Regions from separate parts of the Homo sapiens genome. Here region 1 is linked to region 2. The links are chromatin loops, found by intact Hi-C in ENCODE. Cell type or tissue: sigmoid colon. All regions are shown on one strand.

What was found. A loop is a pair of places that touch in the nucleus more often than their neighbours do. Peaks named below come from ENCODE experiments on the same cell type or tissue, not always from the same donor. Only the 100,000 strongest peaks of a DNase experiment are listed, where the experiment ranks them.
Region 1: it touches region 2 in a loop (14-fold over the local background); 9 of 110 quality-filtered maps call a loop at or near these places.

Annotation. Positions count from the first base shown.
Region 1 is chr20:13,769,042-13,774,041 of GRCh38, forward strand. It overlaps ESF1 (ESF1 nucleolar pre-rRNA processing protein), which reads right to left. Exons shown (of 14, transcript NM_001276380.2): 5 at 3,474-3,574; 6 at 2,290-2,442; 7 at 866-980. Among named protein-coding and RNA genes, the nearest start is that of ESF1, 13 kb to the right of the region's middle. In sigmoid colon, a CTCF peak has its summit at 2,998 (motif pointing left); no DNase peak of the experiment used is centred here.
Region 2 is chr20:13,218,142-13,223,141 of GRCh38, forward strand. It overlaps ISM1 (isthmin 1), which reads left to right and starts at 3,133. Exons shown (of 6, transcript NM_080826.2): 1 at 3,133-3,773. The coding sequence starts at 3,636. It also overlaps a transcript of TASP1 not described here. RefSeq lists silencers at 2,916-3,035, 3,495-3,564. In sigmoid colon, no CTCF peak of the experiment used is centred here; DNase peaks (open chromatin) are centred at 2,160, 3,700 and 3,900; H3K4me3 peaks cover 2,478 bases; H3K27me3 peaks cover 2,890 bases.

The DNA of each region.
Region 1 (5,000 bases), 550 kb after region 2:
CTTTTTACAGTTTTGAATCATCTGCAGAAAAAGGTACTCCTATTTTAAATTTTCACTAGTTTTGTTTAACTGTGCTGGGAGGTAATTCATTATCCACTTCCCCTTATTCCCTAGGATATTAATAACTGATGTATTAGAGTGTATAGGAGATACTCTTATTTTAAATTTTCCCTAGTTTCATTTAACTGTGCGGGGAGGTAATTTATTATCCACTTCCCCTTATTCCTTAGGATATTAATAACTGATTTATTAGAGTGTATAGGAAAGACAGAAGAGTGTATAGGAGAGACAGAAGAGTGTACAGGAAAGACAGAAGAGAAAAAAGAAACATCAGCAGATAACTGACACAGGCTTAAATGCGTAACAAGAATCTGAAAACAGGTTCACAGATATGGTAGAGGCAGACACGCTTGTGTCTCATTTCTCTCTGTACCCATGCATTAAAAATTTTGAATACTTTGAGGCTGGGAGCAGTGGCTCACGAAACCTGTAATCCCAGCACTTTGGGAAGCCAAGGCGGCCTCACTTGAGGTCAGGAGTTCAAGACCAGCCTGGTCAACATAGCGAAACACTGTCCCTAGTAAAAATACAAAAATTAGCCAGGTGTAGTGGTACACACCTGTAATCCCAGCTACTTGGGCAGCTGAGGCACGAGAATCGCTTCAACCTGTGAGGCAGAGGTTACAGTGAACTGAGATCATACCACTGCACTCCAGCCTGGGTGAGAGAGCGAGACTCTGTCTCAAGAAAAAATAATAACAAAAAAATTAATACTTTCCATTTTTAAAGATGCTATAAGTAATATACAAAATCTCTTCATAAAGCAATAGAGTCCAGCTACATATTTTTTAAAGTAAAGAAATACCGTTGATGTTCCCATTGCAGCAGAAGTGAAATATTTTGGTTTATATGCTGTTAAATTCACTTCTGAGGCTACATCCTTAGGCTCATCATCAAAAGTAATATCATCTGGTATAAACCTAAGAAGTAAAGAAAAAAAATTTATTTAAAATACGCTGCAGTGATAACCACAGTTTAGATTCTCATCTAATTAGTTGTAGTTTATACATACACAAACTTTCTAAAAGACACACGTTTAAGAGACAATGTTAGACATAACCTTTGTATATTTCTGAATGAATTCATCTTTGTATAAATTTCTGAAATTCATAAGCTATAACTCTGTAATTCCACTAAATTTAAAAGAATGCTGTATAGATAGAAATCGTGCATTAGGAGTCAGTTAATGAGTCAGGTGCAAGCACATGTGGGTCCCTCACGTTTCAAAAAGATCCAGACTTCTGATAGTGCAGTCATTGACTACATGATTTTGTTGTTGTTTTTACAGAGAGGGTCTTGCTCCATCACCCAGGTTGGAGGTCCATGGCATAATCATGGCTCACTGAAGTCTCAACGGCCTGGGCTCAAGCGATCCTCTACAGGTGTGCGCCAACATGCCTGGCTAATTTTTACTTTTAAAATTTTTTGTAGAGACAGGGTCTCACTATGTTGCCCAGGCTGGTCTTGAACTCCTGGGTTCAAGCGATCTTCCTGCCTAGGCCTCCCAAAGTGCTGGGATTATAGGCGTGAGCTACTATGCCCAGCTGGCTATATTGTATTTTGAAGATCAAATATAATTATTAATGGGTAAGCATTGTGAATACAAAGTATCATATACATGAGGTGTCACTGAAAACAAGGGAAAGCTTAAGGTTGAGTCTTACAATTTCCTAATTGTACATTTAGCCATTTACATTTAGAGCAGTGTTGTCCAACAGAACTTTCTGTGACAAGGGCAATGTTCTATATCTGCTCTGTCCAAAATGGAACAATTATTTGAAATATGACTACGCAACTGACTTATAAATTTTAACTAAAATAACCAAATATGACTAGTGGCTACTATACTGGATAGCATGGATCTAGAGATAACAATCTGTTTTCAAATTCCTCTGCCCCTTCCTCCATGCATTTTTAAAAGTTAACTTCATCTGGTTCCTAGCTCTAAAAGCAGTTGCAAGGAAATATTATTGTGTAAGGTACACCATCTTAAAAACAGAGCCAATATGTCTGAAAGGACAAAGATGTGGGGATGATTCATACATAATACTTTAGCACTGTCTTGTTTGTTTTCTTTCTTAGGAGTGATGTTCCATGGGATAGAGTTAACCGAAAAGCAAAAAAATCATTTTAGAATATAAAACAGAGATCACTACCAGTTCAAATATTTTACTTCTTATAATCATGTTGTACTAAAAGATTAAATTGGTAATACATACACTGGATTACCTTAGATCTATGAAAGAACAACTACTTTCAAATTCCAGGCCATCACAATCCTCATAAATTTTACTAGCTGTTTCCGGAGAATCACAGTCTACTACTGCATAATAGTACTTCAGTCGTTTGAATTGATAATCTCTCAATTTTTCTCTAGACGTCCTAAAGTGGGAAAAACTTATTAAGCATACTTATACAGAAACACAAAAATTTCCCTTTAAAAAATAAATGTAATTCTTTCAAGAAAAACATATTACAAGCTGGCCTTCATACCAAACCATCTTTCCTTCATGACTTTGCCTTTATAAACATTAAATACTTAAGCTCAACTTATTATTCTCACAAGGTACAGATATTTGGATTGGAATTTGGTATCTAGGAAAGGAGTGTGTGGGAATTCGTGTGTTTATCTATAATTTAACTCACAGAATAGTTACTTTGCTATTACACACTGCCTTCTCAAGTAAAACCAATAAAGATAATTCTATTATAAAATATGCTAGAAAACCATTAGCTAAAAGACATTCCTGATCTTGCAAAATGTTTGCTTAAGAGTCTATAAGTTTGATTTTGCTTAACTACAACACATTCTTTTTTTTTTTTTTTTTTTTAAGGTTCCACACAAAGCACTGATACAACTCTTTCTTTGAAGGTCTTCATCTGCTCTCTCCTGTCACTAATCTATTTAACCCTCATTTTTATTAAGTGCAAATATAGCTCCACCTAGTGGCTTAAAAACTATCTTAAATTATTTTCTATATTGCACCATGATGATAAAAAAAAAAGTTTTATCATTCTTTCACTTTTCTATTTGATTCTCAAATAAGAAAAAATTATATAATTTGAAGGCAAACAGAGCTTCAATGATGTCTCAAAAAAAAAAGCAAAACGTACTAATTCAGAGCAACGAGGCTGAAAGAATTCAAAAGAACTCCAAATCAGTTTAATCATGAAATGTTTTTCAAAAACTGCAATAATTACTTTCATGAATACAGAAATAGAAATATACACGAACAAAAATCTTCTTGGAATAATGTACCACTTTTAACAGACTTTAAATCTGTTTTGCAACCTGTTTTAACCACGAATGGCACAAGTATAAACTTTAGTTTTAACTATTAAGGTGACCAGAATTCTGAACTAATGACATGAATTTATGAGGTTTAGTTTTATGTTCTATAGTGATTTAATACCAGTCTTTTTCTGGGGCATCTTCAGGAATACTTAATAGCTCTACTGGTCCTTGAACTTGCTCTTCCTTCATCCTCTCCTTTCCAAATTCTGAAGGATATATCTAAACAGAAAAAAATAGGATCAATGTAATTTGTACATTCCTTTACACAAATATCTAGACCTGTCGAAGTCAGGAACTCTAAAAGTCACAACTTGACTCAATGAAAACAGTAAGGGTGACTCACTTCCAAATCCACTATAGGAAGCTAGAGCATCTTGAGAAATTTTATTTAAAAATAGATCACTTTGGCTAGAGACTAACAAGATACGAGGCTTGGAAACAAAAATAAGAGTATCTCCTCCACATACCACCTGGGACAAGATGGTTCCGAGATCCAAACGAAAAATTAAAAGCAAAACAAGATGCTAAGCTCAAGGAAATGTGAATAAAAACACACACATGAAAAATGACTGAATTAGTTTACATGAAATACAGAAAAATAAACATATAATGAAGATCAATTTTGTAATAACCAACTTATCTCTGTCATACCATTTATCCAGTGCTTTCTTTTAAAGAAATAGAACAGAACTGACGACAACCTTATACAGATTAGGTATAGTCTCGATATAAGAAAAAGAATTCACTCTCACCAGGTGTGGTATCTTCTAAAATCTTGCCTACTTTAAGAGTCAAGAAATAATTGTATTAATGACATTGTTTTGATACTACTAGGCTTAATATACATTTGTTAATGAACACATGCTTTTTTAAACTGTCTGAAATATGCAATTTATCAACAAGATGATCCAAGTTTTTCTTACTAACTTGAATAGTATATACACAATAGGTTTAATATGTAAGTTTATAATATATATGTAGTCACATCTTTTGATTCTTTTTTTTCCTCTTTTCTAAGTCTAGAAATTCTCACTATTGCCTAAAACACAGGGTTTTTAAATTGTTTCTTTGGCTTGACTTTTAATTTTTTTTTCCTTTGCTTCATCTAGAATTTCGCTGGAGCTATTAGGAGGTGAAGATCTGAACCAAGTTCTCTATCCAATGACCTGTTCATTTGTCCAAATATTCAAGCAGCCTATTTTGATCTAAGTTATCATATGAACTCTTTCTATCTATTCTGTTCTACCAATTTGTCCCATTTTTACCCAAACCTGTCAACCCCCATAGCATCATGAAATGTTTAGATATTGTAACTTGTAGGGTGAGTTTTTACACTTGATCTTAGCCAAAAGGCCGAGAAGCGACAGGGTGAGTTTTTATATTAGCATGATTTCTCAAAAGTTTATTAGCTAGTCTAGGCCAGGCGCGGTGGCTCACACCTGTAATCCCAGCACTTTGGGAGGCCGAGGCGGGCGGATCATGAGGTCAGGAGATCGAGACCATCCTGGCTAACACAGTGAAAACCCGTCTCTACTAAAAATACAAAAAATTAGCCGGGCGTGGTGGTGGGCGCCTGTAGTCCCAGCTACTCAGGAGGCTGAGGCAGGAGAATGGCGTGAACCCGGGAGGCGGAGCTTGCAGTGAG
Region 2 (5,000 bases):
TCCGTAAGCTGAGGAAGGAGAATTGCTTGAACCTGGGAAGCAGAGGCTGCAGTGAGCTGAGATCGCACCACTACACTCCAGCCTGGGTGACAGAGTGACTCTGTCAAAAAAAAAAAAAGAATGAATGAATGAAAAAGAAAAAAAAAAGGAAAGAGAGAGTGTGTGCAGATAATCACTCAGGATGTTTTATGGTCAACCTGGAAGGAAAAAAGCTCTTCACAGCCCAAACCTAGATCCAAGTATACCTAGAAAATGTCTCATAGCCATGAACCCAGAAAGAAAACTAGATACTGGGATGGAGGTGGGGAGTGGGGCGATGCTCTGAAATGTTCTACCACAAAGGTGATCCCAATCAAGGTCTAGTGGGAAAACAGACATGCAAACAGACACAAGTGCCCCAAGTGTCATAAAATCAGTAATAACGATATGAATAGGGTGCTCTGGACGCTCTGCTGAAGGAGGTAGGATTTTAAACATTTTTATCAGCTATTGGTACAATTTCATAAATGTGCTTGAAACTTAATTGGTTTAGTCTATTAAATTTGTAATTGTTTTTCCACAAAAATTGTAAGCCCGTGTTCCCTAACTCAAAAACAGAGCCCTGCTGGCAAGCCTGGTTCGGCAACTGGAATCAGAGCGTGGGTGTTTATCAATACTCGTTATATGTGCTTACTGGAACATAAATTCACCTGGAATGGGGATCTCTCAGCGTGAAGGGATTTTAATAGGATTCATTCATACATTTGTTCAACATTTTATAAAGACATCTGTCCCCAAAATTCAATTTACAATTTTTACAACATTTTACAAAGACTTTGATCTCCAAATCTCCATTTACAAATTATTTTACAAGAATTTACATTCATTGCAAAGGTTTCTTTCCAGAGTTTTTTAAAGGTCATTTTTGCCTTGGGTCCAAAACTGTTACTTTTAGATGAGAGGAGAAGCAGCTGAGGTTTACATGTGGAGACTGTGTGTGATGAAAGGGCAGGACACAGCGGCCCCTGGATCCTAATTCAGACCAGCCTGCCTCTGGCAATAGGAAAGTCATTTGTTCCTGCGAGCCCGTATCATAATCTGGCACAACTGGAGGTTAGAACAATCCTTAAAACTCTTTGGCTGTGGGATTCTAGTTTGCCATCTTAATTTATACATTCTATTTCGGCGCTGATTCTCCAGCCCTTTCCCTTTTAAGTGATCCTAATTAGAAAACACACAGGAGGATCCTTCCAGGATTTAAAAGCTGCTGGGATCCCCTCTTTGATCTCCCATCTGAAATACGGACGGTTATTGTTTCGCGTTTCCCCCCACTCCCCCCGACCCGCACTCCAGTGACAATTATTGGCATTTTAGAGCCTAGAGATAGAAATAAGATGTCTGACAGGCCCGGCTGCCTAAAAATCCAAAGCAAGCACCCCTCCAAACATCTCCCCTCCTCCCTCGCACCGTTCCCCACCCAAAAAAAAATAATGAAAAGGAAAAAATATAGCAGACTCTATAAACAGCTGCCAATTTATTAATAAGATGCTGGAGTTAGTTAGAATTTTAAAGATGCTTCAGGCATCTTTAAGGAGGCAGCAAGCCCTTCCTCTCCCGGGCACAAATAAGCCCAACCAGCAGACCCTACCTTAACTACCGCTATTTAAATTCTGCAAAGTACCGCGGTGACCGGAGGAACCTTCGCAAAGGCGCAAGGGTTTGCCTTAATTTGGTTAATACTTGGTTGAGATGCCTTGCGAGAACTCGAAAGCAGTTGAATTAAGAATCTTAAATCTTTCTAGGACGCGGAGAAGGAAGGTAGGAAATTGGGGAGGGGGAAAGGGAGGCGTGCCGTCAAGAAAGAGTTGATTATTTATTTAATTTCATTCACCAAGGGAGAATTCGGAGGCTCCATCCCGGAGGCACTGGGGTCCGGGACGCGGGAAAGGCTTGGAAATGTGCGACGCGGCTGTGTGCGAACGCGTGGACTAGGTCTTGGCTCGCTGGGAGGGAAGGGCTGGGCCGGCGCTGGGGAGGAGGAAGGGAGGGAACGGGTAGGAGGAGGGGAAGCGCAGTATAAAAGTCCCGGCCGGACTGAGCGTCCGCTACTCCGAGTCACTTCGGTAAGGCGGGAGCCCGAGCAAGGTCAAGGAGGGAAGTGCGCGGTGCCACGGACCGACACAGTTCGCTCTAGCATCTGACGCTCGGACTCCGCGCCCTCAGCCGGATCCCAGAGCCCTTCCATTCGCCAACCGCCCACTGCAAGGCATGAGCCGCACGCGGGAGCCCGAGGCTGCAGCGCGGTCATGAGGCGGTGGCCCGGGATCGACAGCTGCGCGACGCCAGCCCCCAAATCCCCTCTGGGCGCGGCACCCCCGGGATGAGCCCCCCACAGAGGCAAGCCCACTAGAGCTGAGATTCACTCCGAGTTCCTGAGCGCCTGAGCCGCGGGCACTGCGTCTCTGCAGCTTCCAGCCAACACCTGCGCCCGTGACCAGACGAACGCCTAGAGAGTCGGACTCCCCTCCCTTCCCAGGCTCTACGGGGCGCCGCGGATCCGCGAACAGCCGTGCCCGGCTAGCGGGCGGCCCAGCAAGTGTCAAGACCCTTCGGAACGACACTTTGGCACTCCTCCTCTCCCCCGACTGCTTCAGGCAGGGGTCGCAGGCAGACGCATGGCTTGTCCGGCGCCCCCTCCGTTTTCCATCACTGCAACTCCAGCTCCAGTTTGCCAATAAAGGTTTCTAAAGCAGCCCAGGCACCACCCCACCCACCCACAGCCCCGAGCCTCAGTGTGCACAAGGGCTCTACCCGCGCCCGTCACAGCGACCTCGGCAGCGGGCACTTGGTACAGCCCGGCAGGCTGACGCTGCCGCCGAGGGCGCCCCGGCTACCGCCAAACCGTGACAACCTCGGTGTGCCCGGGGCCCCCATCTGGAACCGGCCCTCCCCGGGACTCCGAGTGCGGGGCGGCGCGGCAGGCGGCCCCGAGGAGCGCGGAGAGTAGTGGAGGTGGCTTGCCGGGTGAGTGGCTCGGGGCGGCGAGGGCGGGGGCGCCAAGCGTGGAGGTAACTCCCGGCCGCAGCTGAAGCCCTCCTACTCCTCCTCCTCCTCCTCCTCCTCCTCCTCCTCCTCCTCCTCCTTCTCCTTCTCCTCCTCCTCCTCCCCGCGCTTCTCTGGCGGCCGCTCCCGCTCCAGCTGCGGCGCCGCGGCCACATCTGGGGCGCCCATGTGCGCTCGGGGGCTCGGCTGCGCCCGCCCCGCCGCCGACCCCGCAGCCCCCTGCCAGCAGGGTGGCCTCCGGCCCGGCCCGGGTCCCGGGCTGTCCCGGGACCCAGTCTCCGTCTCCGCCGCCGCCGCCGCCAGGCAGCGCCGGGGCTTGCTCCGCAGCCGGCTTGGACACCCCCGGCCTCGCGGTGGCTCCGCCGTGGTGCGGCGGCGGCGGCGGCGGCGGCGCCGGCAGCTCCTGCTCCCCCGGCCCCGCACACCCCGCCGCGCCCAGCGCCAGCCCCGCGGGCCCGGGAAGCGGAGCCCTGGCGGGAGCCGAGGCGGGAGCCGCGCTGCCGGGCTCCCGGGCTCCTACTCCTCCTCCCCCGGCGTCACCGCCGCCGCCGCCGGCCGCCGCGCCGGGTCCTAAAGCCGCGCGTCTCAAAAGGATGGTGCGCCTGGCGGCCGAGCTGCTGCTGCTGCTGGGGCTGCTGCTGCTCACGCTGCACATCACCGTGCTGCGCGGCTCGGGAGCCGCCGACGGGCCCGACGCGGCCGCGGGCAACGCCAGCCAAGCCCAGCTGCAGGTGAGTGCGCCGCCGGAGAGGGCCGTGCGCGGCTGCGGGGACGGTTTGTGGGGCGGGGGTGCTGAGCTAGTGCCGGGTGGATGCAGGGAGGCAGGTCCCCTGCCCCACCTAAGAGCAACTGTTTTGGCAGTAGTTTTGCCCGGGCCACTTGACTTAGGCAGAGGCGGAGCGGGGGCACGTGCCTGGAGGCTGCACCCGGCTTCCAGGTCTGCGGGCTGCGCTCCTTCAGTTCTGTCTGTCACGGGTCAGGTGCGGGGTTGGTGGGGAGGTGGGAAGGAGCGAGGTTTGGGATGAGCAGAGGAAGTGTGGAGAATGTGCTTGCTTGGGGGTGCTACCAGTCTTTCGTTGCCCTTCGGAGGCTGAGTAATGTTACTCGAGGCTGGAGGGACGCAAGGAGACTTTATAGGATGATATCCCTGAAGTCTTTGGGAGAAAGAACTCCGGGAGTCTACCCCTTTAGGAAGCAATGCCAAAGGTCAGGACATAATTTCCCAAGGAGAATAGCCAGGCATCCCCTCCTCACCCTCAGGGTTCCCTTGCTTCCAGTGTTCCTCTTCCTCCGGGAGCCTCGCCTGAGGTTCCCCCCTCCCCCCTTGTGCCCCCTTGGTCATGGGGAAGGTGCAGAGTGAAGGCACCGGTAGTGATTTGGGCCAGGGTTACCTGGGGCTTTTAAACTTGTAGCAAAGTCTTTCTCCCAAGGATCTTCCCCGTTGAAGGTCGCTTTAGCAATGGGATTCTGTTTATCCATTTCAACTTCAGGGCAAGGAGAGGGCGTAGTGGACGGTCAGACATAATGTGAGTTCTGACTTAGGAATAGAATTGCCCAGCTAGGCATTTCCTGCCGCTATGTTAGCGCCTTTCCTTGAGTCTAGGGGTGGGACAACTGTAAACTTGGAGCATAGGCAAAAGCAAGCAGGGATTTTCCCAGGAGGCAGAGGGGATTCTCTGGCTCCTAAAATCTGCTCAAACCAGGCGCGGTGGCTCACGCCTGTGATCCCAGCACTTTAGCAGGCAGAGGCGGGTGGATCACCTCAGGCCAGGTGTTGGAGACTATCCTGGCCGACATGGTGAAACCCCGTCTCTACTAAAAATACAAAAATTAGCTGGGCGTGGTGGCGCACGCCTGTAGTCCCAGTTACTCGGGAGGCTGAGGCAGGAGAATTGCTTGAACCCGGGAGGTTGTAGTGAGCTGAGATCGCGCCACTGCACTCCAGCCTGGGCGACAGA